2 separate regions of the Homo sapiens genome follow, and region 1 is linked to region 2. Evidence: read pairs that join two places in POLR2A ChIA-PET (ENCODE). Cell type or tissue: PC-9. All regions are shown on one strand. Links, peaks and the distances in the headings refer to the core of each region. The heading gives the core; the rest is flanking DNA. Region 1 has its middle 13 kb from the start of RPS23. Region 2 overlaps ATG10 (autophagy related 10).

Region 1 (12,299 bases), core at 5,623-9,622, 110 kb after region 2:
AATTATTGTTTCTGCGGCACTTCATGTGCACAAAGGTGTTTGAAGCTACTCCTCTGGATTTTTACAGGGCTTCTCTATGGAAGCATTTTCACATTTTTATTCCTAAATCTGGTAGTTCTTTACAGTAATCCTGTGATCTCAAGCCCTTGCTTTAACTTTTGTATTGTTAGTAGTGACATCTAGTGGTTCTGTTGCAAGTATCTTGCATTCTAGACCATTGGAGCTGAAAGTGATTTTAGTGACCACCAGGTCTCATTTTGTAAATTATTAAAAATAAACTGAAAACTCACATGTATTCCTACATTCAAATCAACTCTATATAATAATAAATAAAACCTATAGCTGTGTAATGCTTTCTTGGATTACTTTGAAGCTTTTCAAATACCCAGAAGTCACTGTTGGTTATAACCATGAGGCAGAAATTTAACAAAGCATGCCCTGATAAATTAAAAGGAAATCATAGTTCAGTATAGCTACAGCCTTTGGTGCATTGTTATTTACAGGTACATGCCAGAACCTCAGGCTTTCGCATGGTGCCTGGTGTTTGGTAGCACTCACTAAATCTTTGTTGAATGTTTGAATATGTGGGTGATCACGAAGCCCTGGAGAAGAATCACAGAAGATGTGGGACTTGAAGGACAGAGAATTTGATAAGAGGCTAGAAAGCTAAGCTTTTAAGTTAGGGGCCATGGAAGGCCAAAAAGGGAACCATGAGTAGGACCCAACAGGGCACCTTTCAAGGTTTTAACAGAGAAAGTTGACTATGTGTAGTTGTTGGAGGACTCATTTGGAAGTGGTAAATTGGATGGATTAGAAGGAAGAGAAACTGGATAGAGGCCAAGAAGCTAATGTAGTGGTGAAGTGATGAATTTCTAAGTTAGGAAGGTGACAGAGTAAAGAGAAAGAAATCAGTGTCAGAGACATTTTGAGAACCAGAACTTGATGTGAAGAGAATGAGAAGACACTTGTTATGACTTGGTTATGGCTTACATTCTATACTGGGAGTCCCTGTCCAGGCCTGGACCGTCTTCCTTGGTCTCTGTTCTGCAGGTATCAGGGATTGAACTTGCTTTCTTCTTTCAAGAAGTGCCACCCACCCTATCCTGTGAGCAGATTTCTTTCTCCCGACCAGCAGCAGAGTGAGATGTAGTCTCCTCGTGCTGTCCTTCAGTAGCTTCAAAGAAACAGTCCCCAGGCCCTTTCCTGCTTATCCATAGGGAAATGGCTAAGTAAAATGTTGTACTATGTAGCAGTTAAGGGGAATGAATTCAATCTCCATGTATCAAAATGGGCACATCTCAAGAAACATTACTGAGTTAAAACAGAAAACAAATAGTAGATGTTAACTATGAGCTGTGTTTGAAAGTGTCCCCCCAAAAAGCATGTATGTGTTGGAAAGCTAATCACTGTTCTAACAGTTATTAAGAGGTGGGACATTTAAGAGATGATTAGGCCATGAGGACTCTGCCTTTCTGAATGAAATAATGCCATTGTTGCAGGAGTGGTTCCTTTCAAAAGGATGGGTTTGGCACCCTCTTGCTTACTCTCTCTCACCCATGTGATGCCTTCTACCATGTTATGAAGCAGTAAAAAAGGCCTCACCAGATGCAACCCCTCGATCTTGGACTTCCCAGCCTCTAGAGCTGTGAGCCAATAAAGTTCTGTTCATTTTAAATTACCCAGTCTGTAGTGTTCCATTATAGCAGCACAAAATAGACTAAGAAGTCACTATGCATGCAGCTTGATACTGTTTATATTTTAAAATGCACTAATACCATGTATTTTCTATAGGTACATATACTGCAAGTGTATGAAAAATATAAAAAGTGATCTAGAAGGAAGGACACCAAACTTGTAAAAAAGGTGATCCAAGACTTCTTTGATCACTCTTTGCAGGTATAGAGTGGGAACTTGGTTTGGAAGTAATCAAAGAAGACTTTGGCTCTTTTTGTAATGCTAGACTTAATCTATCCATAGAATGTAAAACTAGAAATTCCTTTTTAAAAAAAGATTTGAGTCCTCATAGATAATTTGGGAAACACAGAAGAATTTGAAGGAGAATATTTAAAAATCACTGAAGTGTATATCATCTAGAATAACTGCTTTTAAATTTTTTATGTATTTCCTTGTGCTAGTTTAAACATATTTAATTAGGAGCATCCTGTATATGGTTTTACATCCTGCTTTTTTCCACTTAACAATATATCTGGAACATTTTCTCATGTCATTTAATGTTCTTTGAAAATACTATTTTAAATGACTAGCTAGGATTTCTTCTATTCCAAAATGTACCAAATAATTATCCTATTGTTTGAGTTTTGGTCTTTTCTAATTCCTCACTGTTTATTTAACATACATTCATTTCAGCACTTTTTCGTGTCAGGAACTGTTCTAGGAATATAGTGGTCAGTAGGGCAGACAAAGCCCCTACCCTCAAAGAGCTTTCAGAATGTAATGCAATGAGCCAGGCGCAGTGGCTCTCCTGTAATCCCAGCACTTTGGGAGGCCGAGGTGGGCAGATCACCTGAGGTCAGGAGTTCGAGAACAGCCTGGCCAACATGGCAAAACCCTGTCTCTACTAAAAATACAAAAAAAATTAGACGGGCATGGTGGCGTGTGCCTGTAGTCCCAGCTACTCGGGAGGCTGAGGCAGGAGAATTGCTTGAACCTGGGAGGCGGAGGTTGCAGTGAGCCGAGATCGTGCCACTGCACTCCAGCTTGGAGGACAGAGCAAGACTCTGTCTCAGAAAAAAAAAAAAAAAAAAAAATGTAATGCAATGAGAAATGTAGGCAGAAACCTGTGCTCACATTTTGTTTCTTTAGGTTACGCTGTTAATGGAATTAATGGATCAAAGGATATAGGATCATGTCACTAAATTGTTCCCCAGTAAGGATATAGCAATTTACATTCCCAGCAGCAGTCTGTGTTTTATCATTTTCTTAAATCTTTGAAAATTATTTTACTTTGCTTTAATCACTGAATTAAACATTTTTCTCTTGTCTTGCTAAGATTTCGTGGATCCTCAGCTTCATTTCTTCTTAATATGTTATATTTTTCTTAGCATGTTAAATTTCATTTTCTCACCTTCTTCTTGTGACTTCATTGCCCCTACATGTCCATTGTGCTCCTATAAGAGCAGATTGTCCATGTTCTGGTTCAGTTTAACCAGAGAATATGCAGTTAAACAATTGGAATATGTATGTAATTTTAAAAAAATATTATGGAAAATTTCAAATATATGCAAAAATAGTACAATTAACCTTCACATACCTATAAATTGGAATCAACAATTACCAAGATTTTGCCATATTTGTTTCACTTAACCCTTTTTTTCTTACTGTGCTCAAATACTTTTAAGCAGTAACAGACTTTATGTCATTTGTTTTTACAGGTGCATACTGAACATTTTTATTTGATTTATTCCTTCCATTCTTAGATGTTAAAAACATCTTTGGGTTTTTGTCCTCTGCTTTTATGCCTGAGGGTGAGGCTTTGTGCCCTCTTTCTAATTTTTACAAATAGCATGGGAACTTTTCCCTAAAATGACCATAATTAGGGCAGCCATGAAATAAAAGCAGAATGTAAAATGTGCATTTTGCAGGTTCTGCAGACTGGATCATCTACAGAACTGGACAACATTGGGAACACTCATAAACCATGTCAAACCACAGTCCACTTCTCTCAGTTGTTCTCAACTGTGATTAAAATGGAAAATTATGTAATATGTGACTAAATCCTCATTGTTGTACAGGTTGAAATAGTAGCTGGCTTCTTGTGTTAGGAACTCATATACACAAATATACACACATAATTGGAAAATTCTGCATATAGTTTCAGGCGTTCCTAGTCCCTCTAAAATCCACCTATGGGCCAAACCCTATCCATCTATGGGAATCCTGGCAAATAAATTCCACTCACAATGGCTTTCTTTCATTACACACACACACACACACACACACACACACGCAGGAGGAAGATGAGTATGTTGATAAGGAGAAAAGTATTTAATTATAAACATATAAGAAAATGTGTAAAATACAGAACAAACAAAATCAACTATTGTATACTATAATTAAGATCCTGGAGAAATACTTGGAACCTATTAGGAACTTGTGGGGGAAAAGTTGTCATACTACCTGCAAACACACACGAACAGAGTACCTAAAGTTGTCAAACTGTATAGAAAAAAGAATCTTATTATAAGCTGGATAAATTCATAAAGCTATTGGAGAAAAAAGATATGACAAAATCTATTTAATACCAGTTTCCAAAGCAAGAAATGAACAAGACACGTTTTAAAAAGTAACAGTTCTCTCTACTGTTCTCAGCTGTGATTGAAATGAAAAATTATTTAAAGCATGTCTTACTTTGCCCATTATTGTACAGATTTAAACATTAGCTGGTTGCTGAAAGAGGTAAGTAAGCATTATAATACATCTGTTAGCATATACACTTTGAAATTTGGGTTTGCTCTGTATGTCCTACACTTTTAGCACAGCCAAGCAATGTAGCCCCTTGTTCTATTTATTTTTTTCTTTTTCTTTCTTTCTTTTTTTTTTTTTTTTTTTTGGAGAGGGAGTCTCACTCTGTTACCCAGGCTGGAGTGCAGTGGTGCGATCTCGGCTGACCACACCCTCTGCCTCCTGGGTTCAAGTGATTCTCCCACCTGAGCCTCCCAGGTAGCTGGGACTACAGGTGTGCGCCACCACGCCCAGCTAATTTTTTGTATTTTTAGTAGAGACAGGGTTTTGCCATGTTGGCCAGGCTGGTCTCAAACTCCTGACCTCAGGTGATCCGCCCGCCTCAGCCTCCGAAAGTGCTGGGATTACAAGCGTGAGCCACTGTGCCCGGATTTCTATTTCTAATTAACTATAATAAAAGAGTTTTAGGCCAGGCACGGTGGCTCACACCTGTAATCCCAGCACTTTGGGAGGCCAAGGCAGGTGGATCATGAGGTCAGGAGATCGAGACCAGCCTGGCCAACACAGTGAAACCCCATCTCTACTAAAAATACAAAAAATTAGCCGAGTGTGGTGGCGGGCGCCTGTAGTCCCAGCTACTGGGGAGGCTGAGGCAGGAGAATGGTGTGAACCCAGGAGGTGGAGCTTTCAGTGAGCTGAGATCGCGCCACTGCACTCCAGCCTGGGTGACACAGTGAGACTCCGTCTCAAAAAAAAAGTTTTAGAAGGCTAGATTTAAAAATTTCTCCCACACTGTGACTAGATTAGAGAACAGAATTCATGCCAACAATAACTTATTACCACAAATAAGCAGAGTAAAAGGAGCTGGTACTTCTGTGGCTAGATCTGACTAGTGACCTGGGGACTTTGATTTCCTCCTTACCCTCCTTACCATCAGAATTGCTGTTTGCAAGCTTCAGGTCAGCTGGAAAGCAGAGTGCATTAAGGAAGGAATTTGTGATGGTGCTCATCGCACACATCTGAGAGCTGTGTGTGAGTGGCTCCCTTGTTTTTGAAGATACACATCATATATTAGAGGCTTAAGTGACCATCTGAATGAGGTGGCGACTGGGCATGTGCATATTTGAAAATATTAGTTATTTGTCACTCATGGTTCCCTTCAAATGTGTCACTCTAAAAAACTATTTTCTTCTATGAGACAATTTATGCTTTAAAACATTTAATTGTTAAATGTTTTAATGGTTTGCTCTACACCTTCTGTGGTGACATTAGTGTGACAATAAGCTATAAAAATCCACTTCTCTTCCTCCGGTACTAACAAACATAATATCACTTTACCAAACAATAAGGACAAGATTTGTGTTAGAAACGAAGACTGCTCAGTATAACCAGCAAAGACAGTCCCCCAACTACAGTAGCATGAGAATGTGAGTTAATGCTTAAATAATCCACTGACATAGATTTTATAGGTTAAAATAAAGATTACATAAGTTACTGTTAGTGAACATTTTATTGTAATATGGTAATTTATTATCGTAGTCTCTTTTCTTGGCTTTATGCAAAGCCAATAAAGAAAAACGCTAGCTACTTTGACAACCTTCCAACAGATTCCAGGAATATTATCCACAGCGTGACCATTATGACCAATCCTACAACTAGACATTTTCCTGGAATGAAATACAGGAATCCAATACACATACAGATACACATTCGAATTTTTATAGCTGTCATATTAGAACTGTGTCTCTCAGTGCTATCAAAAAATAACATGAAAAGGCCCACATTTATCTGAGGTGTTGTGTGTTTAGACCTTCAAAATTTTTTTTCAGAACATCAGTAACTGGAGTGTTTCAATATTTTCATACAAACACACAGAAAATTTACTCCCCTTCGCAAAACAGAAAACAAAAACTCTTACTAAATACCCGGATAAATTTGTGCCTGAGTTTACTAAGTAGCTACCTGTAAGGCAGTGTTTATCGTTTTGCGATGGGGTGTTTCTGACAGGAACAATTCCATTTGGAGAATAGACTATTGTTTTGACTTGAGCTGTGCCAATTACTTGGGCAAATTTATTTATAAAATACTTAACAGCTGCCTTATTTGGGCTTCCAACTTCTAAGATGAGAGCAGTAATAACCACAAATGGAGAAAACAGGGGGTAGCTACATAAGAACTACCTGACAGATTTCTCATGGATACCCTCAAGATGGTTTCCCAGGGGAATTCTGATGTCACTGGGTTTGGGAACCACAGAACTAAGTGATCTCCTGATTCTTTTTGCTATAACAATTTCTGATTGGTTTGGGCTTTGCTAGGCAAATAAAGAGAATACAGATTAAATAACAGACTAAATTAACTTACCCATTTGTAAATTTTATATATACATATATATAAATACATTACTTTTTATTTATAAATAATTTAAGGCACACAAGAAGTTGCAACAATAGAATAGTTTGTGTATACCCTTCATCCAGCTTTCCCAAATGATAGTATCTTTCATAACCAGAGTATATTTTCAAAAGTAGGAAATTGACATTAGTCCAAAACTATTAACTACAGAATTTACTCACTGACCAATTTTTACATGTTTTTATTGTGTGTATAGTACTATGAAATTCCACTGCAAGTATTGATTTCCATAAATATCACCAAGATAAAGACACAGAAGTGTTTCATTCCCACAAAGAAACTCCCTCGTACGATCCTTCCTTTTATTGTCAGACTCTGCCCCCATTCTGAATCCCTAGTGATCACTGGTCACTTCTCCATTGCTATAATTTTGTCATTTCAAGAGTGTTATATAAATGAATCCATACCAGATACAACTTTTTGAGATAGGCTTCTGGTATCCAGCATACTGCCCTAGAAATTCATAGAAGTTGTTTTATGTAACAATCTGGCTGAATAGTGTATCATTTATGGATATACCACAGTGTATATATTGGCCCATTGAAGGGTATTTAGGTTGTTTCTATTTCTTGGCTGTCCAAATAAAGTTGCCATGAATATTTATGTACAGGTTTTTGTGTGGACACTTATTTTCATTGCTGTATTTCAGTCCTGTACCCGGGACTACAATTTCTGGCTCATGTTGTTAAGTATCACTTTTTCAGAGTGACTGTACTATTTTTCCACCAACAATGCATGAGAGATGCAGTTGCCCTCCTTTCTCACCAGTACTTGGTATTCTCAGCATCTTTAGCCAGGTTATAGTGATAACTTGTTGTGGTTTTAATTTGCATTTGCCTGATGGCTAATGATTTGATCATCTTTTCATGTGCTTATTTGCCATCTCTTTTGTGAAGAGACGTATATTTGCCCATTTTGTAATGGGATTGTGTTTTCTCACTTTTTGTTTAGAGAATTCTGTTTTAGATGTAAGTCCTTTATTGGATAAGTGTTTTGCAAATATTTTCTCCCAATCTGTGGTTTGTCTTGTCATCCTATTAACAGGATTTTTTATTTTTTTATTTTTTTTATTTTTTAAGACAGGGTCTCACTGTGTTGCTCAAGCTGAATTGCAGTGGCACAATCAGAGGTCACTGCAGCCTCAAACCCTTGGGCTCAAGCGATCCTCTGACCCTCTCAAGTACCTGGGACTAGAGGTGCACACCACCATGCCAGGCGAATTTAAATTTTTTTTGTAGAGATAGTGTAGCAGGATGAGCCGCAGACAAAACCTCCCAGACACCGAGTTGTAGAAGGAAGGGCTTTATTCAGCTGGGAGCATCGGCAAGCTACTGCCTTAAAATCTGAGCTCCTCGAGTGCACAATTTCTGTTCCTTTTAAGGGCTCACAACACTAAAGATTTCATATGAAAGGGTCGTGATTGATTGAGCAATCTAGGGGCTACGTGACCGGGGTTTCATGCACTGGTAGTCAGAGTGAAACAGAACAGGGAGTTTCACAATGTTCTTTTATACAATGCCTGGAATCTATGGATAACATTGGGTTCGAAGTCATGAGTTGATTTTTAACTACTAGGTTTAGGCCAGGAAGGCCCAGGGCTGATTTTAGGCCTGGTGCCGGGCTGCCTGTCTTTGATTTCACTTCCTTGTTTTTTCTCTTATAACAAATACTGAGTATAAAACAATATAAAACAGTATGAGAGGGTCTCTCTCTTCCCTCATTTCCCCCCTTTGAGACTCTCACTTTTTATTAGTGGGAGTTCTCACTCTTATTTTTGCTACTTATGTCTTTTCGTGCAATAGATTGATAGTGATTTTTATAGTACACTTGTGCTGAAGCATTTTGGTGAACTAAGGTAGTGATGAAGCTTTTTATCATTTGAAGAAGTACAGGTAGCAAACAAGGGAGCAGTAAGTAGGTTTCTATTACTATTGTAACTCCTATTGTAAGAGTTTTAAATCCTCTTAGTGCTGGGAACTACCTTCTAAACATGGCTTTAGGGTTGAATCTGTGCTACACTTGTATGGACATATGTGCCAGTTTTGTCATATTTCTAACTATGCCTTTTAACTACTTGCCTTTGATTATCTATGTGTAGACAGTAATTAGTAAGGTTAAATTTCTTATAGACCATTATTTCAGCTGCTAGCAAGTAGTCAAGAGCTAATTTATTTTGATAGATAGCATTTCTTATCTGAGTTTTTTGCTGGGCCAGAATAGTCAAGGCTTGACCAGTTTTATTAGTGATGATTTTTAAAACAGCTTGCAACCGTATGATTTGGTTGAGCATGTAAATGGGGGTCCAGTATCCCCATGATCTGTCTTGTGTCTAAGTGGCAGGCCTATAGTATTGTATAATTTTTTTTAGGGGGCCATTTATCATCTTTTTAATTACCTATGGCTATGCTTCGTTTTCCACGGGAAGCACAGACAGGGAAGCCTAGGAGTTCTCCTGTTTTTATGGGCAGTAGGAAGAAAGATGGTTTAATGGTGCCAATTACACAACTACCTGTCCACTGATTAGGCAGCTTAGCATGGGCTCTATGTCTACATATCCAGTATTACCTGGTGGGGGCAGTCCAGTCCCGGTGGAATTCTGGGTAGGCCTAGACAGTCTGCAACCTTGGAAATTTACTGAACGGATCTCTTTCTGTGTGGTTTGAACTCCACCGTGTAACTGTTTTTGTGGTACTATTATACAGTTTTTGTCCTAGGCAACTAAGTCATCCTACAGAATGAGTGAATTTTTTCCTTTTTCTAGCTATGCAATATTGTCCAATAATTAAGACTTTTAGAACCTAGAAATGATCAGGGTGATTCTTTTGGGCTGGGAATTCATCAGGAACTGGGTCTGTAGGCACTAATTCTTGGGCTTTTTATGGCCATTGATCTCTCATTACAGTTTTTCTACAAAAATAACATGAAGTGACATCTAGAGACTGGGCTACCTGCTCGGCTAATTGCAAAAACAAATTTTTAGTTTTTCCTGGAATCCCAGGTACTGGCACATTTAGTTCATCATAGAAAATCTGAAAGACTGGTTCTGAAGAGCGTTCTTGAACCTCTCCTTTTATTAGGATGCTTACACTAGGATCTAGTCCTTTTCCATCAATGCCTAATGTTACATATTTTCCTTTATTCCACTTTGGGTCTGAGGGGTTTGTAATTATCAATTCTAAAAGGTTGCAGCTCCCACTCGTGCAGGAGGGGCTGACTTTTCCTTTTTGGAGCTAAACAGGATCTTTCTTATCTTCTTTCTAAGTAGCCTAAATGACACAAGACCAGTATTGACATATCTCACATAAATATGATTCTTGACAGATGTACTTATTTTATGCTGTGTAACTTTTTTCCTAATCTAGAGAACTGCATCCTATCCTATGCTGTTTACTATTAATAGCGGCACAGGCATCAAATTTTAAGGTTACATTTTTGGGGACCTTTCTTTCTTCTGTTCTAGCTATTATTTTACTTGTGTCCCTTAGAGAACGACCAGTTCTTAGTCTTACTTCAAAGACTGTGATCATGGGAAGTTCAAAGGGGTCATAGCACACATTGGGCTGGTCACTTCCTGGATTACATACTTTGTACTGGGTGTTATTATACAAATAGGTTCCTTTTGGAGTTCCTAGGCATTCATAATAACTATAAAATAATAGGACTGTAGCAATCTTTTGTCCTACCTCAGTGACTTGATGTAAATACTGGGAACAGCCTTCAGTCTGAGAAAGGTCAGTTGAAGTCCTTACTGTACAACTCTAAATTTTAAGGAAAATGAGTCCCGCGATGCATTTCCTCATGCTTCGGCCGTGTGTGGACCAGTCAGCTTCCGGGTGTGACTGGGGCAGGGCTTGTCGTCTTCTTCAGAGTCACTTTGCAGGGGTTGGCGAAGCTGCTTCCATCCACGTACAGCTCCCAGTCTACTGATGTTTAAGGGTGGTCTTGGAGGTTGGGCCTACTAGAATAAACTAAGTCCAACACCTCTACACAGTTTATGTTTAACTGGGCTCTCTGATACCAGGAGTAAGATGGCAGGGTTAGGGTGTTGCAAACTTCAATCGTTATGTGGGGATTTTCACAGAGCAAGCTTTGGTATCTAGTTAGTCTAGCATTCATTAGCTAATGGTGTCCTTTGGTATTTATTAAAATCACCACAGCATGGGGGGACTTTAGGTTTTGTCTAAGAGTTAGCTTATCTGCTTCTTGTGCTAACAGGGCCGTTGCTACCAGGGCCCTTGGACATGGGGGCCAGCCTTTGGAAACCCTGTCTAGTTGTTTTGAGAGATAGGCCACTGGCTTTGGCCAGGGCCCCAAAGTCTGGGTTAAAACTCCAACTGCCATTTTTTTTTTCTTTCTGACACATAGAGTGTAAAGAGTTTTGTCAGGTCAGGTAGCCTCAGGGCTGGGACCGACATGAGTTTTTCTTTTTAACTCATGAAAAGCTCATTGCTGTTGGTTGTAATAGATGTAGTTTATCTAATCTACATTTTTATTGACTGTCATCTACTAAAATATTGACTTGAATCCTCTATTTGATTTCAAGCTTTAAATTGATCTGGTATTCCTTGCGGGGCTCTAATTGCATCTAAATAGATGTGAGAGTTGAAAGACCTATAAGGGGCTTCTCTCGCTTTATGATGTCTTATTTTTTGTTTTTCCTCTGGTTGATGAAATGCCAGGGTGAAAGGGATAGCCAAATGGACTAAAGCACAAGTGCCACTCTAGTTATTAGGCAGAGTGCCTAGTAAAGGTCCACCACAATACTACCATACATCTGCTAGGGGACGAACAAGGGCTGACTGATTGATAAGCTCTTGAAAATTCTTAAGCTCACTGCATCCCTTCAGGTCTCTAAGGAATGCTAAGTCTCTTCCTTGCTGTGACAGACACGAAGTGAACTTAGTGTTGGGAGATGGAAGCTGGATGGCCCTCAGGGGCTGACCCGCAGGGACTTCGGGATATAGCAGAGAGAGCTTGGCATGACTTTTTACTCCAGGCTATAGAGTCCCGGAAAAGAGCTACCATGCAGCCTATGCCTGGTCGACTAGAGGACCACCTTAGTGGAAGGGGGACAATCAGGGCCTCTGGCCTGCCATGTGCACAAGCATAACAATTGCTTTTGTTTAACGTGCAGATGGAATATTTGATCTATTTCAACCAGGCATTTGCATCTTGGTATGCTGTCTTAATTGCCAAAGTTTGTTTTAAGTCTTTAGCTTCTATGATCCTTTAGTAAAATGAATGTTTCCTGTAGCACCTATTTTTATTAGTTTTTAGACCAAAGAAAGCTAAACACCATTTTATATTTAATAATGCTTCTTGTATGATTTTTATACCACATAAGTTAAATTTTACCTTTATATTAGTGTTAATGTTAAACTTAATTTTAATAAAACCTTGTAGACATATTTATCCAATTTTTTATGTTTGACCATGTAAGATTTTATAGACTCTTTTTAACT
Region 2 (12,299 bases), core at 5,639-9,638:
AAAGAATCCCTGGAACAAAAAAAAAAAAAAAATGGTAAAAGGTAAAAACAACAGTCTAATCAGATCTTTCAAAAATTGGCTCTCCAAATTTAAAATTAAGATTATTTGAAATATGGATTTATATTTGCTATTATTAATGATGACCCTTAACCTGTGTGTATGTTGTACCTAATGACAGTATGAAGCAATCATTGACTAACGACTCATTGAAAGGCATCCAGAACTTGAATAAAACCTCTTACAGCTAGAGAAGGGGATTGAAATATGAGATCATGATTTACTAAGTACACCCAGTGATATACTTCCTCTTTATGGATCTGTAGATCTTTCTCATCTGTTGCAGCCATTAAAATCACCTATCAAAACAATGTAAAAAGACCTGAACCCAGATGTTTGAAATGCCATATTACAGTCAAGATTTAAAACACACAAAGAAGAACAAAAAATTACATATTCAATCAAATTGCTCTCATCAAAATACTACTGGCAAGAAAATGTCTGCACCATTACTAAATAAAATAAGTTTAGTTTTCTGTAGCATTTTATTTTCTGAATAGATTTACATATTTGGAACCCAGGGCTCTTTGACTTGGTGCAGATTAGGACAGGGTTCTTTATGAAGAGAAAGGAAATTACCTCTGGCTCTTTAGAGTCTACTTTGAATTAAGGCTGCCGCCCCAGGACTACTGAGCATATGGGATCTAGACATTTGATTTTTGGGTGTCTGATCATCCACGACTGTGAGCAGGACTGGCTGGCTGCTCAGCAGCACTGACTCTGAAGCGTGGAGTCCTGGGAAAACCAGGTAACAGTGTGCTCATTTGCCTGCTATTTACATCTGTCACATTTTGAGGTGCTAACTTTTCAATGGGCACCTTAAAATCAACATTTCTGCAACTTTATTCAATCACAACCACTGGCGCAGAAATCTAAGAGCCAAATAGGCAAGAAGCTCAATGAAGGGTGAGGGTAGAGGGCCAGCCAAGGCCTTTTGGTGCCTGAGCAAAGAGCTGGGTAGGAGGGCTACTTTCATTAGTACCCAGATCATCACCCAACTAAAAGAATGACCTTGAAATATTTTTCCTTCACCTTTGTCTTATCCTTAAAATTTTTATATTTTAGTGTATTTTATAATATACAAAATATATCATATAGAAATACATATTCATAATTGATCAAGAGGTAAATATACACATATTAGGGTTGAGTGCTTAACTTTTTTGACTCCTAGTGTCATGATAAAAAAAGTTTAGAGATCTCTGATTTATAGGATGAAAATGGCAACAGACAATTTATACTCATTCCACTTATTTATTTCACTTAACAAATATTGATTGAATGTCTACTATTTGCCAGGTACAGTTCAGGATGCTTGGAATACGTAAGTGAATAAGACAGGCAAAAGCCCTGCCTTCACTCACATTCAAAGGGATATGTGTGCTGTAATAGAAGCCTTTCCAAGTCTGCCAACTGGATAAGGCCTCAAGATGTATTCTTATATTCTTATAGCACTTGCAACATTATACTCAAATAATTGTTTATGCAATGTTTTTTTCTCCCACGCTCTCTGTAGTTATAAGTTCCTTGAGAGCAAACACCATATCTGTTTGCCAACAAATCTCCAGTGCTGGCACCATGCCTAGCTCATAGTAGATGCTCAGTGAACGTTAGTTAGTTGAATGTATATGTGTGCTGTCCATGCATATACAAGTGGGCACACATGTATAAGTGAGTTATTTGTAAAGCTGAGAAAAAAACTTGTGGGGCATTCTCAAGCAGAAACTATTGCTGGGGGCAACAGAAAGTGTAGGCAGACACTTTTTAGTGGGCTGCAGCAAGAGTTTATCGGGAAGAAGCTTGGATAATCAGAGGTGACAGGGGTGACAGATTCTAAGTGATTAGGCAATCTGGTAAACTTGGACAAAAACAGTTCCTGAAAATCTATCTGGGTGGGTGTTGTGATCATTGAACTAAAATAAGCCTTGGTTAAGGGTGATTAGGATACTAAAATGATCAGTGCTACATAAAACTGGTTTACACTTGAATGAAGCTGAAAAAGAAAAATTAAAATCTCACAAACAAAATTCATAGATTTGGAGGTAAAATTTTATGTACTTGGGGACTCTGTGCATTTTCTCTAATAGTATTTGTTGTAATTATAATTTTATAGCTCTTTGTGTGATTATTTTTTAATGTATTTCCTTATATTAGGACATAATATCTATTATTGTTATCTCTTCTATTCCCAGGCCCCAGGACAGTGTCTAGAGCAGACGATGGCAACTGTGGCCTGCTGCCTATTTTTTTTTTTTTTTTCTCTTTAGAGACAGGGTGTCACTCTGTTACCCAGGCTGGAGTGCAGTGTGCAACCTTGAACTCCTGGGCTCAAGCAATCCTCCTGCCTCAGCCTCCCAAAGCGCTGGGATTGCAGACATGAGCCACAGCACCTAGCCTGCTGTGTATTTCTGTACAGCTCACAAGCTAAGAATGGTTTTTATATTTTTATATGGTTAAAAAAAGAATTTAAAAAGAATAATATTCTATGACATTAAAATAATATGAAATTTAAATTTTAGTGTTCATTAATGATGCACTATTGGAACAAACCCACACTCATTAATTTACATATTATCTAGGCTGTTTTCATGCTGCAGTGGCAAAGTTGAGTGGTTTTGACAGAGACTTATGATGCCCAAAGCCTGAAATATTTACTATCTGGCTCTTTAAGAAAATGTTTGGACACCTTTGATCTAGAATATTTAGTGTATCCTATAACATTTTTTGAATGAATGTATGATTAATTAGTATACCTATGTGCCAGATATACACATTTTATACATTATCTCATTTAATCACAAGGGAAAGATGCCTTTATTTAACAAGTGAAGAAACTGAGGCATAGAGGGGTCAAATGACCTGTCCATTCCATGAGTGGCAGAGCCAGGGATTGAACCCACATCTAGCTCCAAATTCTGTGCTTTTTTATTTTTGCCTATATTATGCTTCTCTGAAGTCTATGTGTTTTTATCCGAGATTTTGAGTGTCTCCTTGAATCCCAATAGAAAGCTGAGAGCTTAATGTTGCTCTCATTACTGCTGAAATATTATAGTATTATTTAAAAGCAACAACCACATCTTTGTCCCAGCACAAGCATAGTGCCTGGCACGTCATAGATACTTGTGGAAATCTTAAAGGGATTCTCCTGGTAAAAACCAAGCAAAGAAACAAATAAATCCTTATTCATATCCATATAATCCAGAGACAGTTTTGAGCAAGGGAAGGAACTCATGGCTTACTGAAACAGTTCCTTGCTGATTCCTAGACATGCTGTTTCTTGTGCATGTGTGAGAGGGCCTGTGCTTTAGGATTCACAGTCCTCTAACATTCCTACAATGCTTGCCTCTTGGTCTGTTTATGAAGGCTTTATCATTTTCACTCTTTGGCAGAGAAATTTACTCAGTTCTGAATTTGAGTGTAGAAGTTTATTCATGTGCTGAAGGAACTTGCAGTTTATTCATCAAGACATTTAAAAATCTCACTTGTTTAAATTAGGGTAGTGCTATCTCTTACTTTAGAAAATGACTTTAGCCAAACTTCAGCCCATTGGATTTAATTATCATTGTCCTTTTAAGGCTCAGAATTTCTTAGACCCTTGGAAATGTAATGTAACATCCTAAGACAGGAAAAAAATGGAAAGGGGAAAGAGTTCACCAAATGGAGATACAAGTCCTTTAATAAAATTCTGTTTAGTGCTTGTAAAAATATAATAAAATGAAATTAAAGAAGGCCTTAAAATTAGGATTTTCAGGGGTAGGCAAACTAAGGTCTATGGACTACAGCTTGTTTTTGTAAATAAAATGTCACTGGAGTACAGCCACGTACCTTTGTTTACATGTTGCCAGTGGCTGCTTTCAGGCTGCAGCTGCAGAGACCTATGGCCCACACAGAAGCCTAAAATATTTACTACTTGGCCCTTTAGAAAAATGTTTGGAGATCTGTGGAACTAGAGATATAAGAAAAATTAGAGAAACTGGGCTTATTCAATATGGGGAACAAATAAATTTATTCATATTATATAAAAATAATGACTCTTTGTTCTTAATCTTCTGCAAGGATAAATCTAGTGGAAACTGATTTACTTTCTAGCAAGGTAACAAGGAAGAATTTTCTGGCTCTGGAGTTAAAACATAGACTGCCTTATAAGGCAAGTTTCACAGATTGGTGGTTACATGTGTGGTGCAAAATTTATTCCTTTTTGGCACTCCAAATTCCATTATTAAAGATTCCTTTTGATTAGGGTTATCAGCCACAAATCTACTGTTGAATATAATAATTGATAAAGGAGTAACATATTAAGCCACTAATGGCCATTAATAGTTTAGCAAGAATTAACTAACCAATTAGAAGGAAAAGGACAAAATGAAGGAAATTTTTATATAGGAGAAGATGAAGGAATGGGGCAATAAACTGGGAGTGGGGGGTGATAAGCTGAGGTCTTAGGTTAATGGAAGTGCATTTAGGCTCCCTCCGAGAGGAGACCAAATGAAGTAACGGTGGTTCTCAAAACATAGATGAGCAGCTAGTGAAGGCAAACCGGTTTATGGCATAATTCTGGGTCTTGGTGAATGAGTTTCCTGACTTTATAATTCCATAGACTACAAAAGTAAAGAATCACAAAGTAGACCCTCCATGTGTATGTGAGGCAAGACCTGCATAGCATCACCAGGAACACTGCTTATAAGGTGAAGTCTTAAAACCCATCCCAGAACTCCTGGATTAGAATTTTGGGGGTGGAGGCCAGGAATACGTCTGTTTAACATTTCTCACCACCAAGAATCTGATGGTCTTTGCAGGCTAGAAAGAACCCTGGACTTGGAGCCTGAAGGCTTAGTTTTGTGCCCTGGCTCAGTTTCTTACTTGCTGGAGACCTTGGGCCTTCCTCCTAGAGCAGAGGAACAAATTACATGATGTACATCAATAGGCTTAGAAAAACTGTAAACTGTTAGAGTTGATGCTGGCCTTTCTTATGTCACATGTAAAGGGTAACACTGAAGAGAAACACACTTGACCGACTTCTGAAGCTTGATAATTTTTCAAGAGGTCAAAATTTTCCCCTCTTCCTCTAGTTTGTCATGTTTTACATAAAGAATTTCTGATTTTCAAATCCATTATTCTGCTAATTCTTTTACTTTTAGATGTATAGAAATAAGTGATAAGTGCGATTAAGCATTATTACTATTTCCTCCTGCCAAAGAACCTGTGTTTTGTAGCATGGACTCTAAGAGATAGCCTCTTCCACAGTTCCACCTTTTACTTGGCGTGTTTGCTGGCTTCCCAGCTCCAGGCACTAGCTGTCTTGCTGTTTCCTATGCAGTCTTAAAAGAAACAGGGTCTAGGAAGCACAGTGGAGCCAGCTGTAAACATCCAGAAAACTGCCAGATGTGCTGTGGCGGGTTTCTGCATCCCCTCCCTCCTGCCTCGCCCTTGAGCATGCCTGCCTGGAGAAGAGGTTTTAATCCTGCACAGGAAACAGATTCTTCCTCTCAGTGGGAACCCACGTTGGCCATGCTGTTGCTAATTCACTTTGGTTGATGTAGCAGGGAGAGTAAAGAATGGCACCTTTTTACCCCCTTTTAAAAAAAAATCAGTAGTAGTAGTGATAATATTACTGGGAAGGGGAGAGCCTCACTAAGATATTATCCTTGGGATCATCTTATAACCACCCTTTTTTGTTTCAGTGTTGCCTTGGATGCTGTTAGACATATGTTGAACCCGCTGATATGTACCATATACAACATTTACAGTTGCTAAAAGAATTACGTTGCTTGCAAAGGTTCTTGTGACAGTCACTTACTCAGAAGCCACAGGGATTGTGGAAAAAGTCATTCTGGGAATTAAGATAGTGAAAAGACCACTCCACTGTATGATAATGAGCCTTGAAACAAACAAAACAAGAGCTGATTACTTAAGGTCCCACAGATTATTTTTATAATTCACTTTAAACTTTTTAATATTAAAATTCTTTATTTCTTGAGGAATTGATTTTTCAGTGGTTTATCAGAAGGCTTCATCAGTCGTTATCACTTCTGAAAATATTAAATGGCTGTTGGCTCAGGAAAATCAGCAAATGAAGAGTATATTACATCGCATCTTTCCATTGTGATGAGATGGTTTCTGTGTCCAGTCTTCAGTACAGCTAAGGACTGTGGACTGTCTTTGAACCAGTGATGTTAGGTTTGAACTAAAGACCTGACTGGTAGAAAACAAACAAATCAACTATCTTTTCCTCAAGGGATGTTATGAATAAAGCTCATTACTTACGTTTGCTCAGTAATAGTAATACAGATTATTAGTGATAGAAGAAAAGTTTTTCTTCCTTCTCTGTAGGCTAAATAGAGATATGGATCTCATTTCCAAGGCCCAATACACTATTTGGGTTTGCTTTCAATAAAATAGCTGTGAAGTGTCTTCAGCATGATCCCTATTTAATGGGATTTAGTTGTAAAGCTTAATTCGTATCAGATTTTTTAAATGAGAGATCACTGTCAACTTATTGTTAATTGAATTCAATAAAATCAAGGTTTCTATAATTAATGTGAACCATTTAATCTTTTAGCTCTTGAATGAATGTAATTTTCTAAATACACATATCTTCATGAAATAGCAACATTTTGAGAAAAATCAATATATTGTGACTTCTTTTTTCAATTACTCTTAATATCAAATGAAATACAGCTGCCCCCCCGCCCCCCATCTCTGTGGGTTCCGTATCCATGGATTTAGACAACCAGGATCAAAACTGTAGTTAGGACTATAGTGGTTGCATCTGAACTGAGCATGTATAGACCTTTTTTCCTGCCATTATTCACTGAGCAATATAGTATAGCTGTTTACATAGCATTTACATTGTATTAAGTATGATAAGTAATATAGAGATGATTTAAAGTATGGGAGGATATGTGTAGATTATATGCAAATACTCTACCATTTTATATAAGAAACTTGAACGTCTGTGAATTTTGGTATCCTCAGGGTGGGGGGGTTCTGGAGCCAATCCCCCGTGTATACCTAGGGCTCACTGTATACCCAAATCCTTTAAAAGTCACATAATAAAAGAAAAATAATAAAAATATTAACTAACTCAAAGTGTTACGATTATGATGTTCAGAACATCAGTCCAAATAAAGCATAGTAACAGTTAAGTGGTATACTACAGTACAAAGAGCAGTGGTTTCAGTGTCAGTAGATAAGGGTTGTAGGCCTTCCTGTACCCCTAACTATATAGTCCCGCTTTATTGGTGTGGGAGATATTTCAGTGGATGCCTGAAACCATAGATAATACTGAGCCCTATATATACTATGTTTTTTCCTATACATAGCTGTGACAAAGTCTAATTTATAATGAGCACAGTAAGAGATTAACAGTTTCTTTTTGGCATATCCAAATTTCCAGTATCACTACCCTTGTGCCTTGGGGCTGTTATTACATAAAATAGGGGTTACTTGAACATAAGCACTGTGATACCACAACAGTAGATCTGAAGACCCAGATTGCTACTAAGTGACTAATGAGCTGGTAGTGTCTACAGCATGGATACTCTGGACAAAGGATGATTCACATCCCAGGAAGGTGGGATGGCAGGAGATTTCATCACACTACTCTGAATGGCGCACAATTTAAAATTTATTAGTTTTTTATTTCTGGATTTTTCACTTAATATTTTCAGACCATGGTTGATCATGGGTAATTGGAAACTGTAGAAAGTGAAACTCTGGATAAGTGGGAGCTAGGTGGCATTGGGTAAGGCACCAACAGGAAGTGTATTGTTGTTTGTATCTGCAAGATGAGCATGTTGGACTAGGTGGAGTGATTCAGGTTTCTTTCACTATTAGAATTCTCTTCATTCTGTGTTCTGTAACATGGTATCAGAAACTTTTTTATCTTAATTTTTTATTTTAAATACTTTAAAATACTCCTTAAAGTAGATAGAACAGTATAATGAACACCCAGGGACCCATCTAACAATCTCAGCCATCACCACTCCATGCCAGTCATGCTCCTTCTATACTTCCATCCACTTACCCCTCTCCTGTATTATTTTCAAACAAATCCCAGACATTAGACTCTCTTTATTAACATGATCCCTCTGTCATCTGTATTATTAGCACCATGAGGTCTTAAAAATTTTATTTAGTTTTTAACAAGCCTCAAATTGCCTCACTGTTTCTGTGCTTTCCATTTTTTTATTGAAATTTTTTGAGATAACCATAGGTTCACATTTAGTAATAAGAAATAACAATCCCATCTACCCTTTACCCAATATCCCCCAGTAGTAACTTCTTCTAAAACTATAGTATAATATCAGAACCAGGATGTTGACATTGATATAATCCACTGACCTTATTCAGATTTCCCCAGTTTTACTTGTACTCATTGTGTGTGTCTGTGTGTGTGTATTTGGTTCTGTACAGTTTTATCACATGTGTAGGCTTACATATCCACCACCATGGTCAAGATACAGAATAGTTCCATCACCACAAAGATATCTCATGTTGCCGTTTTATAACTAGCTCTCTGCCCTCCAGTCCCCCAACACTAATCTGCGGTTTTTGACTTCAAAAGTGTTGTCACTTCAAAAATGTTATATAAGTGGAATCATACGGTATATAACTTTTGGAGATTGACTTTTATCACTTAGCATAATTCCCTGGAGATTCATCCAGGTTGTTGTGTATCTCAATTGTTTGTTCCTTTTTATTCCTAAATAGTATGGTATGGATGTACCACAGTCTGTTTAACCATGACCTGTTGAAGGACACCTCATTGTTTCAATTTTTTGGCTATTCTGAATAAAGCTGCTATGAACATTCATGCACAGGTTTTTCAATGCTCTGGGATAAATCCTCGAGTGCAGTTGGTCGGTTGTGTGGTAATTATATGTTTACTTCTATGAGAAACTGTCATATGGTTTTCCAGAGAGGCTATACACTGTTTTATATTCCAACCAGCAATGTATGATCTAGTTTCTCTGTATCTTCACCAACATTTGGTGGTGTCCACTATTTTGTTTATTTTAGCCATTCTGACAGATGTTTAGTGATATCTCAGTATAGTTTTAATTTATATTTCCCTGATGGCTAAGGATATTGAATATCTTCTTTATGTGCTTATTTGCCATTGGTATATCCTCTTTGGTGATATTTTGCATCTTTACTCCTCCATTTACTTCTTTTTAGTTGTTAGGATGGTGTGAGATTGCTGGTAAATTACCTATGAAGTTTGTTATAACATACTTACATAGGAGGAAACAGATCTTCAGACTGAAATAGAAAATATTGCTTACTAGGGTTCTCAGCTCTGTACTAGAATCTCCAGGAATACAAAAATGAGTAAGACAAGAACCTTAGTCTTGAAGTTCTAAAACCATCTGGCACTTTTAACTGGAAAGAGAAGCAGAATATGTGTAGAAGTCTGAGATTTCCAAATTGCATGACTTCAAGGAATGATATTTTAATGGGCATCATAAAGGTGACCACAAATGATGGAAAGATGCTAGCAGACACAAACCAAGGATTCAAATTCATCTAATATGAGTAAAGCATGCAGAAATGTCACTGCATGTAGATGACTGCCCAGAGCAACACTGGGTGACATAGTAGCAGTCCTAATTAGAGGACAAATACCCCTGGCTTTCACAACCCACAAAGGCACTCAGCTGCCAGTGAGAACAGTGACTGGAGTGAGACTTCTAACAGGATTTTCAAGAAGCTTGTTCTGTCCCCTCCCTCTTATTTCTTGAGCCTCCTACCTGTTCCAGAGAATATGGATCTATGCCTAATTGATCACCAGTTTCACATACCTGGTGTCAACCCCAGCACATTCCTGAGTGCTTAATTCGAGTTTGGGTGAAGGATATTTTTTCTAAAACTTGTATCTTAACTAGCAGCACTGGGTCTCAGGCAGTCTATTTCTGCACTTTTCTATAGAAATTAATGACCCAAATCCTTCGATTAAGTATGCACTTAAGAATTGCACAGTGATGGCCTAAGAAGAGAAATAGCTCAATAGAGAAGATTAGAGAATAAACACACACACACACACACACACACACACACACACACAGAGGTATGGTGACATTTAAAGTCAATGGAAGAAAGATGAACTATTGAAATCATCTAGGAAAATTTCTTACCTCACACTATATACAAAACAAAAATCAGTTGGATTAATGATCTAAATTTTAATTTTAAAACGTGTATATAGTAAAGAAATTTAACATCTTTATAATTTGTAAGACTGAGGTGGGGTACAGCAGGAAGCCTTCTGATGAAGACATGTAACTTAGAAGCTATAAACAGAAAATGTACAGATTTGACTACATAAAAGTAAAAAAAGAAAATCCTTTGTGATAAAAAAGTACAACAAATGGTTGAAAGAAAACAGAAAGTGTTTTTTATATATGTGTGTATATATGTATATATTTCACACATATCCTTGCACACCTATTTTTCTATGGTGCAGACATATATATTTATCTCTAATAGTTATTATTTCCGATGTACAAAGAGTTTATATAATTCAATAAGAAAAATGCAAATATTCAGAAAATAGGTAAAGAATAAAAACAAGCAAATCATGGGAGAATACAAATTACCAATAAACATATTGGTAAAGCTGCTCACCTTCACTAGTAAGTAACCAAGAAACTAGGAATTAAAACGATAAGAAATTGATACTTAAAAATTCATCAACAGGCAAAAATTAAAAACAATATTCAGTATTTATTGGATATAGGAAAAGAGCATTCTCAGACATTTTTGCTGGGAATATAAATTGATACAGCCTTTTTCTGAGGATGGAATTTTTGAGATTCAGCATCTCTTGAAATTTAAAATGCTCATATCCTTTGATACAGTGATTCCACCCTTAGGAATCTGCACCATAGAAAAAATAGAGGTATGCAAGGGTATATGTGCTGTGATATTCATTGCAGCCTTATTTGTAAGTAGCAGAAAACTATAATCAACCTAAAATATCTGGCAATATGGAAATGTTAAAAAAAAACACAACAGCAACTATGGTGTGGTCATGCAGTGAAATATAGAGAAGGCATTAAAAGGCACTAAATCTATAGCAGTGACTTGGCAGCACGTGGCAGGATGCCCACGAGTGAAAATATCCACTCTAGGAGCATATGTATGTATAGCAGGATTTAAGCAGGGGCGGGGGTGGGGAGGAGGTGTGTGTGTGTCTATGTGTGTATATGTATTTGTGTGCCAAAAATCAAAAAGTCTAAAAAAAATACACTCTGGCCTGTTAACGATGGTTACAAACCTGAGGTATAGGAGTGCTGAGATGAGGGGAATTTCATTTTTTCTTTTATGTACTTGTGCAATATTTGTAATTTTTACCACCAAGATAGAATTATTTTATAATATTAAGAAAGAAAGGAAATTATAAATGCTAAGCAACCCAATTATTGACCAAAAAGAAAGAATTTGGTTAAAAGAATTGATGTAATAGAAGGTACAGATACCTATGCCTAGTGAAAATTTAAAAAGAAAACAAAATAGAAAAATCTTTTTCTTGCTACTGTATTAATTTTCTGTATCTGGCATATTTATTTCCATGATTTCTTTCTGTTTATTTTATTATGTTTAATTGATGGTGTTTACTGGAGTTTAGTGAAAAATATTTTGTAAACATCTCCAGTTGTGATTTATCCATTGTAATATCTCCCCAGTGAACTGACTGTGAGTAGGGAATTACAGAATTATCTGTAAAGGAGATACAGATCTTGAAAGTAGTCTGGGGCTTTGCTTATCTCCACAGGAAACCTTATTTCATATTGATAAAGTATGAAATCTTTCCTTAGTTATTTCTGATTGTTCATTGTTGTTACTGTTTTAATGAGAGGTAGAAATGAGCTAAACCAACCTGCTTCATTCCTTCTAGTACTAATTTAATTTCAAAGGAAATTCTTCAACCCCAATAAATAAGTGAAAGTGGATGGAACCAGGGTCTGACTCAACATGTCCAATTAATTGCTTCTAAACAGTAAGGTACATTCTTTTAAAAGCCCCACACACAAAAATCAACCAGTAAAAAATGATCAGGTGAGAAGTGAGATGACTATCATCATCTCTGCTTACAAAACTCTGTTCAAGTTGACATTAATATTTGCCATCTACTCTATTATAAATCAAGATTTATTGTAGAAATATACCAAAGATAGCACAATAATGAAGAAAACAGAATCATCTCAGGTTTTGAAATATACCTAACAAATTCAACCTCT

The links. Peaks named below come from ENCODE experiments on the same cell type or tissue, not always from the same donor. Only the 100,000 strongest peaks of a DNase experiment are listed, where the experiment ranks them.
Region 1: POLR2A ChIA-PET joins it to region 2 with 6 read pairs; 6 of 35 experiments call an interaction of 5 or more read pairs at or near these places.

Annotation. Positions count from the first base shown.
Region 1 is chr5:82,259,193-82,271,491 of GRCh38, forward strand. No RefSeq gene overlaps it. Among named protein-coding and RNA genes, the nearest start is that of RPS23, 13 kb to the right of the region's middle. In PC-9, for the core only: no CTCF peak of the experiment used is centred there; no DNase peak of the experiment used is centred there.
Region 2 is chr5:82,151,611-82,163,909 of GRCh38, forward strand. All of the region lies in intron 3 of ATG10 (autophagy related 10), which reads left to right. Among named protein-coding and RNA genes, the nearest start is that of RPS23, 120 kb to the right of the region's middle. In PC-9, for the core only: no CTCF peak of the experiment used is centred there; a DNase peak (open chromatin) is centred at 7,571; H3K27ac peaks cover 1,393 bases.